Regions from separate parts of the Homo sapiens genome. Here region 2 is linked to region 1. A link is an interaction called in ENCODE POLR2A ChIA-PET data of the cell type or tissue named here. Cell type or tissue: PC-3. All regions are shown on one strand. Links, peaks and the distances in the headings refer to the core of each region. The heading gives the core; the rest is flanking DNA.

Evidence for each region. ChIA-PET counts read pairs that join two places held together with the same protein. Peaks named below come from ENCODE experiments on the same cell type or tissue, not always from the same donor. Only the 100,000 strongest peaks of a DNase experiment are listed, where the experiment ranks them.
Region 2: POLR2A ChIA-PET joins it to region 1 with 8 read pairs; 1 of 35 experiments calls an interaction of 5 or more read pairs at or near these places.

What each region holds. Positions count from the first base shown.
Region 1 is chr12:116,162,853-116,168,085 of GRCh38, forward strand. The region is part of intron 2 of MED13L (mediator complex subunit 13L); the gene reads right to left. Among named protein-coding and RNA genes, the nearest start is that of MIR620, 17 kb to the left of the region's middle. In PC-3, for the core only: no CTCF peak of the experiment used is centred there; a DNase peak (open chromatin) is centred at 2,249; H3K4me3 peaks cover 1,501 bases; H3K27ac peaks cover 1,990 bases.
Region 2 is chr12:117,142,126-117,144,625 of GRCh38, forward strand. It overlaps FBXO21 (F-box protein 21), which reads right to left. Exons shown (of 12, transcript NM_015002.3): 12 at 1-2,500. Among named protein-coding and RNA genes, the nearest start is that of TESC-AS1, 44 kb to the left of the region's middle. RefSeq lists enhancers at 667-1,866, 1,267-1,346. In PC-3, for the core only: no CTCF peak of the experiment used is centred there; a DNase peak (open chromatin) is centred at 1,106; H3K4me3 peaks cover 1,190 bases; H3K27ac peaks cover 2,312 bases.

The sequences.
Region 1 (5,233 bases), core at 1,167-3,666:
GTTGAACTGATCATTGAAGTCTTATTAAATCAAGACTTTTAAAAATAAAGATAAAAAATAAATAAAGAGACAAGGTCTTGTTATATTGTCTAGGCCAGACTAGATTCAAACTCCTGGGCTCAAGTGATCCTTCCACCTCAGTCTTGAGAGTAGCTGGGACTACAACTCAGGCCACCATGCCGAGTTTAAATAAAGACATTTTTAATGCAAAATACAATTATTTCAGAATTTTTTATGACTTGGGACAATGGCAAGACTGAAGATTACTTTTGCTTAAACTATTTCTTCTCAAATAGTTACAAAATACAAACAAAACTGCCTAATATATTCATGAATCAAAACAAAGGTTTAGGTATGATAGAAGACACCAGAGGCAGGTATTTACAAATCAATAAGCTAATTGCACTATCATCCTTATTAGTTAAAAAGCCCTATCAAGTATATGACATTAAATATATATCTTTATATAATAAAAATTCATGAATAATTGCACTGTTTATAGGTGAAGAATTTTTTTTTTTTTTTTTTTTAAGACAGAGTCTTGCTCTGTCACCCACGCTGGAGGGCAATGGTGCGATCTCGGCTCACTGCAACCTCTGCCTCCCAGATTCAAGTGATTCTCCTGCCTCAGCCTCCTGAGTAGCTGGGATTACAGGTGTGCACCACCACACCCAGCTAATTTTTGTACTTTTAGTAGAGACAGGGTTTCACCATGTTGGTCAGGCTGGTCTCGAATTCCTGACCTCATGATCCACCTGCCTCGGCCTCCCAAAGTGCTGGGATTACACTGTGCCTGGCCAAGGTGAAGAATTTTTAAGTGTATTGAAAAGGGTATTTACAAAAATTCATAGTAAAGCCCTTCTAAATAGAGAAGTACACATATCATACATAATAACTGCTTAGAGATGAATTAAGCTGAAATTGCGTTTTTGAATTTTTTTATAAAGGAGACTATTTCCTAATATAAGCCAATCTCCCAGTAATATCTTCAAATTGCTAAGCCTATACTAGAGAAATCAAATTCACAATAATGGTATACTTCAATGCCATAATATCAAATGAATAAAGCAGTAATTTTCTTCATTCACTGAAGGCAGCACAGGACAAAAGAAGTAAAACTGAAAATGTTCTTCTTGGGAGAAAAAGGGAAATATTTTAAGTTCAATAGTAAGAGATGACCTATGTAAAATTCATCAGAATATTTCCCAGAAATTTTCACATACTTAAAAAGAAACAGGTCCATTCACAAGTTCACGAGCTATGACTGGGTTCAATGCTTGCTGCTCTTCAAGCACAGTATTTCATCATATATTTCATTCTTTTCCCATCAGCACTATGCACCAAGACACATGAAAGTGCATATCAAATAAAAAAACTGAATAGTTTCTTACCACAAAGCTTCACTTTTGTTATTTCAGAGACAGATATAAAAATGTATTTAAACAATCTCAAATAATTAACTCATGAGGTGACCCCACCTATCAACAATTCAACTTCCTCAACCAAAATCTTGTAAGTATGAAAGAAAAAAACCAACAACAAAAAAGGAGACTTAGGAACATAATAACAAAATACAAAAAAGAAACACATTTTGTTTATTTATTTAACTGAAACAGAGGCTGCTGCAGCTGCAGGAGCCTTTTCTGACTGATGTGACATGAGCTGCTACATTTAAAACCAGACGCTTTAAACAGATGGCTATTCAGTTAAAGCCTTCAGGCTTATCTCCCACACTTGGTCACAGTTGCCAAGGAAGAGGACACTAGTTTTCCACTATAGCTTAAGTATAATTTCACACAGCACCATGGATTGACCACTGACAATTACACACACGACATCACAGACTGGTGATGTAACTGCTAACCGATGTCACACTGTCTTTTCAGAGTATTGCTAGTTACAAAGAAAGCACCAAGAAACAGATGTTAAAGCCTAGGTATAGAATGAATTTTAGCCTGAAATGTAGGCTATAGCAAATATACAATTCAAGAACCACTCTATACTAATAAATATTTCAAGTTATGTTTACTTTCAGTCTTTTGTTCATGTCAGAATTTTCACTGCCACAGCAATAACAAGCAAAAAGTGTAGCTGGAGCATAAACCAATTAAAGATCACCTTGTACTCATGTAAGTTTTTTGAATCAGCTTCCAAAAGCATATCTGCAATACATGGTTAAGAATATTATAGTCTTCATGTACCTGCTTTTGGATTATGAGTCAGTATTAATCATCCAAACAAGTACAGCAGTCTTCAGCACTAGTGCTGCAGTAAAACTTCGGAAGAACTGACATTCAGACTCCTGACACAAAAACATGACAGAATCTGTCTCCAAGAAAATATCTGGGCCCCTCTGAGGTTCTGTCCAAGATAGAAAGGGCTTAAGGCAATGAAGTAGGCACCATCCTTTTTTTTTTTTTTTTTTTTTTTTTTTTGACTACTAGACAAACTTTCTGACTAGAATGCCTATGTCCACTTTTTTGTTTGTTTATTTTTGAGACGGAGTCTCACTCTGTCACCCAGGCTGGAGTTCAGTGGCACGATCTTAGCTCACTGCAACCTCTGCCTCCCGAGTTCACGCCATTCTCCTACCTCAGCCTCCCAAGCAGCTAGGACTATAGGCGCCCGCCACCAAGCCCAGCTAACTTTTTGTATTTTTAGTAGAGATGGGGTTTCACTGTGTTAGCCGAATGGTCTCTATCTCCTTACCTCGTGATCCCCCCCGCCTCAGCCTCCCAAAGTGCTAGGAGTACAGGCGTGAGCCACCGCACCTGGCCTGCCTATGTCCACTTTTGGCATGCACTTCTGCCACCTTGCACATTGTAGACTAACAGAGTTTCACCATTCCTGTCTCGTTGCCCAACCACTCACCTTCCTCAAGACCCCACCTTCAATTCCTGCTTAAAATATGTAACATGGATTCTCCTTGTCTTTTTAAGATAAAGACCCAAATCCTTATCACTGACTGAAAGCCCTTTTGTGGCTACACTATGCCTAGTCTAGCCCTATCTGCCCTCAGGTGGGCCTCATCTGATCACATGCTCTCAGGTATTCTCTCCACTACAGCTGCATTGGTCTTTCGTTCCTGGAATACAACATGCCTCCTGCCACCAAGGGCTGCTGTCCTTTCTGCTATAAAATATTGTCATTCCTCTCTTCATCTACTTCAAGTATATTCTACTTTCAGATCTCAGTTCAAATGCCACTTTATCAGGTAAACCACTTTTCTGGTCAGGCGCAGTGGCTCATGCCTGTAATTCCAGCACCTTGGGAAGCTGAGGCAGGAGAATCACTTGAGGCCAGGAGGTGAAGAACAGCCTGGGCAACATGGTAAAACCTCACTGTGATGGCTAATACTGAGTGTCAACTTGATTGGATAGAGGGACACAAAGTATTAATCCTGGGTGTGTCTGTGTGGGTGTTGCCAAAAGAGATTAACATTTGAGTCAGTGGGCTGGGGAAAGCAGATCCACCCTTAATCTGGTGGGCACAATCTCATCAGCTTCCAGCAAGTATAAAGCAGGCAGAAGTTCTGTCCCTCTAAGAGAATCCTGCCTAATACAGCCATCTCTACTAAAAATACAAAAATTAGCCAGGCGCTGGCCCGTGTAGTCCCAACTACTCGGGAGGCTAAGGCATGAGAATCACTTGAGCCCGGGACGCTGAGGCTGCAGTGAGCCAAGATTGCAATGCTGCATTCCAGCCTGGGCAACAGAGCAAGACTCTGTCATTAATAAATAAATAAATAAACAAACCATTTTTCTGGCCTCTTATTAAGTCAAATCACCATATTATCTATACAGCACCATACTGCTCATAATCATACTTGTCTTCACTGCAGTTTTGTGTTATTTTATTAATACCTGCCTCCTACCCTGCCAATAACCTAAATCCAAAGATTGCACAGACCAAGTTTGTTTTTACTCCACAGTGCTTACTATAGTGGCTGGCACAAACTGAGCACTTAATAAATATTTGTTGAATGAATAAGTACAGAGAAGGATTTTAAAAATAAATATGCATCATTCAATAGAAAAATTTAGTATCACATTTTTCAATCACAGTCCTACCATTCTTTATTTTATTGAAATTTAAAAATTGTGAAAAGAACTCTTTAGGGATCAAATTTTTCATCCTTTGACTTCAAGTATGAAGACAAAATTCTTCATACATGACCCCATAAATTTATATCACAAAATTCGATGTTCAAAACTAAAATCTTTAAAAACCAGACTGTTTTAAAGAAACAAAAGATTAAAGATGAGTTTGTAAAGATAAAGAGATAGACAAATTGATTAAAAAGAAACCTCAGGCAGAAAAGAAACTCTTCAAAGAGCATAAATGTTTTATAGAGAAGAATATATTTTATTGTTACAATAAAAAGATACTAGGGTATGGAATTGTTGGCAAGATTAATATTATGTTTACAAATGAAAAGCATCCCTCGAATACAAGCAGTTTAAACAACTGTTTGATCAAAAAATACAGGGTACAAAAGATTTGATGCCAGTCTATTAAGTATACAATGCTCTATTTTTAAAAATGTAACAATTGACAGGCCAGTAGATACTGTGTAACATTAATTTTTCCTCTTTAGAGCTATGTTGACTTACAGATTTGGAGGTTTAACGTTTCCCCACAATATTTATACTTTAAAAATATCTTGTTCGTTCAGTAAGGGCCATCACTTACAAGTATTTATTTTATGTGGAGATCACTTTGAGGTGTCAAAAAAAAATCAATTCATCATATTCTGTGTACTATACTCCATTAGGACATGAGTGCTGTGGAGAGACCTAACTATAATTCTCCAATGGTAGCCATTTAAGTTTAGCTACCCTAAGAAAGACTGCTACTGCCATGCAGATATTCCAGTGTAGTCTTTCTTCACCTAGATTTTTATTTTCTTGACTTTTTCATTATTGCTTAATTGCTAACATTTCCTTTTGACATGTATTGATCATGCTAATAGCTATAACATGGCCTTTTGTGCCTAGAATTGATGGACTATATTTAATACAAATCTATATGAATCAACAAACAAGTTTATTTAATGATGTTTATTCAAAGGAATGACATTTTCTAGACAGCACTTTTCACATTTGAAATATTGAAGATAAAATGCTAGCTTTAAAAAAAATAAAAATCATTTTAACACTTTATAGTGATTCGCCACATGCAATTTTCCTAAACACTTTATTTTCATAGATAGCTAAGCCACATGTGTCAATCC
Region 2 (2,500 bases), core at 1-2,500, 980 kb after region 1:
AATTTTTCAGAAATGCAACATTCAAGGTTAAAGTCGCTGCTAGACCAAGGCTAAACCGTGGCGAGGTAGTTGCTTGCGCCGCAGAGTGTGGGTGTGAACAGCTGGAGCTCAGTGGTTCCTGGAGACTCAGGGACCACCTGTATTCCACATCCGGCTTCCCACCCACGCACACGCAGTATGACCTGGGTTTCCCCTTTATACAGTGGAATGCTAAGTGCCTACACCCTAGCCGGGGTCAGCCAACTATGGCCTGTGGGCACCATCCCACCTGCAGCCTGTTTTTGAGCTAAGAATGTTGTTGACACTTTTAAAAACAGAGAACATGTGACAGTCTGTACGTGGCCTGCAAAGCCTAAAATCTTTACTATCTGCGTCTGCTTTATAGGATTGCTGGGAGGATTACAAAGACTTTATTAGGCCAGTGCCCGGCTCAAAGTTAGCATGCCACACAAAATAATACGTACAGTACAGCTATTCACGTCTCCAAAAAGCAATTGTCCCACATCCAAATTTTGCATTTTGTCCAGTTGATGTCTCTCCTTCCCTCCAAAAAAAAAAAAAAAAAAAAAAGACAAAATAAAAACACGAAGAGCTGCATCTTGATCATCATGGACAGATACTTTTCAGTTAAAAAGTTGCTGGTAGTCTGAGTTCACTTACTTGGAGTATGGACTAAGGAGGGGAAAGCAAAGAGATGCGACATCAGCAGCAGAAAGCCTGCGACACGGCAGCTCTGCTCAGTTTTCTCCGTGGGGAAAGATCGGAACACTTACAAATGAGAACGGGACTTTAAGTAGATAGTATGCAATGGAAAACTGAGCCGGCAACAGTACTTAATGCTGGTTTTCTCAATAAAATCATTTTGCTGTGTAAACGCGCTTATAATGGGGATCTGTTATGAGTCTCAGGCAGGCGACATGAAAGCCGGCCTTTCAAAATCTGATTAGGTGGATAATGTTTGCAAACATGACGCCTGGCAAAACCGGTCTGATTCTAAGGTAAACTCATTTTGGACATAACTGATGTCTCACTGAGACAGCTTTTCAAAGCATGTCTGCAAACACCGGACCCCCGGGGACGGTGCGTGCGTGTAGGGGAGGGAAATTCCAGGGTTTCATATATCAAGATGACACACCCGCTGCACACTTCTCTTAGAAAGTCACGACGCACAGTACTGTGCGTCACAGGTATTGAGAAACACCACCATAGAGTCAATTGACTTTGTTTAACCTATAACCTTTTTTCCTCCCACATAGTAGGTAGTAACATCACACGGAAACAGTGCTCTGAAGACATTCTGGACACATCGTATACAGCACAGCCATTCAAATCAACGGCAACAGAACGCACGAAGAACCTGGTTTTCTTTCAAAGCATGAGCAGTTCTCATTTTACAACATGTGTTTTAACATAATTCAGAAAGTGCAATCTTTGCATGACAACCAGATAATTCTCAAAGGTTACTAGTGAGCTGATAAAATTAACGTTTGGCAAGGAGGTCATGGTTTACAGGTAGGCTGTCCGCTCACCAATGCTCAGAAAAATTCAGCAGAACATACTTTTCATATTTAGATCCGAAGAGAGGTGAGAGACATTCTACTCAAGTCATGGCTGGGCTTTCTGTCCTCAAACGAAATTGGGCAGGCCATTTGCGTGGTTTCTCTGGATAAGTTCCATTTATTAATCATTGTACAAAAAAATCTTGGCATTCATTTGAAGAGAAAAGAAGTTGCTATATCCAAATATTTAACATTTTAACATTGTGAAAGTTCAACGTTTATAACAGGGCTTTTTAAAATGGAGAAAAGTTTTGGAAAATTTTTAAAAAGAAACTTATGATTTATTAGAGTACAGGATCCAAAACACGTTTTTAGAAAAATATAAAGTGCCCAAATACCAACTTACACAGGTGATACAGGCTTCCTGGAGCCCCATGAAGCATTCATGAAGAAAGACATTTAAAAACAGTCTAGATACATATGTACAGCTGGGTCAGTAAAGGTAAAACCATCTTTCTTGACTTTGATGTGTCTAAGAAAAAAGGAAATCAATCAAACCAGAAAACCAACAATTGCAACTCTCAGCATGCTCAGGTTCTTATTAATGCATCTCATTCATATTAATTAATTCCGTATTATCAAACTTTCCCCTTTAAATGAAAGTAGTGTACAATCCTCCCAACCTTGGCGGGCCAGGTGCTGTGAGTGGTTACGTTTCCAGATGCAGGTTCAAATCCTTTGACTTTGGATTTGACTGATGAGGAACATGGACAGTGGATTAAATAGCTCATTCAGGCTGGAGGAGCCAGGGGCCAAATCCCCATCTCTTTCTAGTAACTGCTTAAAGCCTTCCCTTGCTATGAAGTGGTCTCAGGTGGCTTTCCAAACCTTGGTCACCCCAGGGTTTCCAAAGGGTAAACAAGCAGCAGGCATTCAACATGGGTGAGAATACTGCATGCAGATGGACAGACAGGTGCAGAGACAGGCCCCTAACGCCCCAT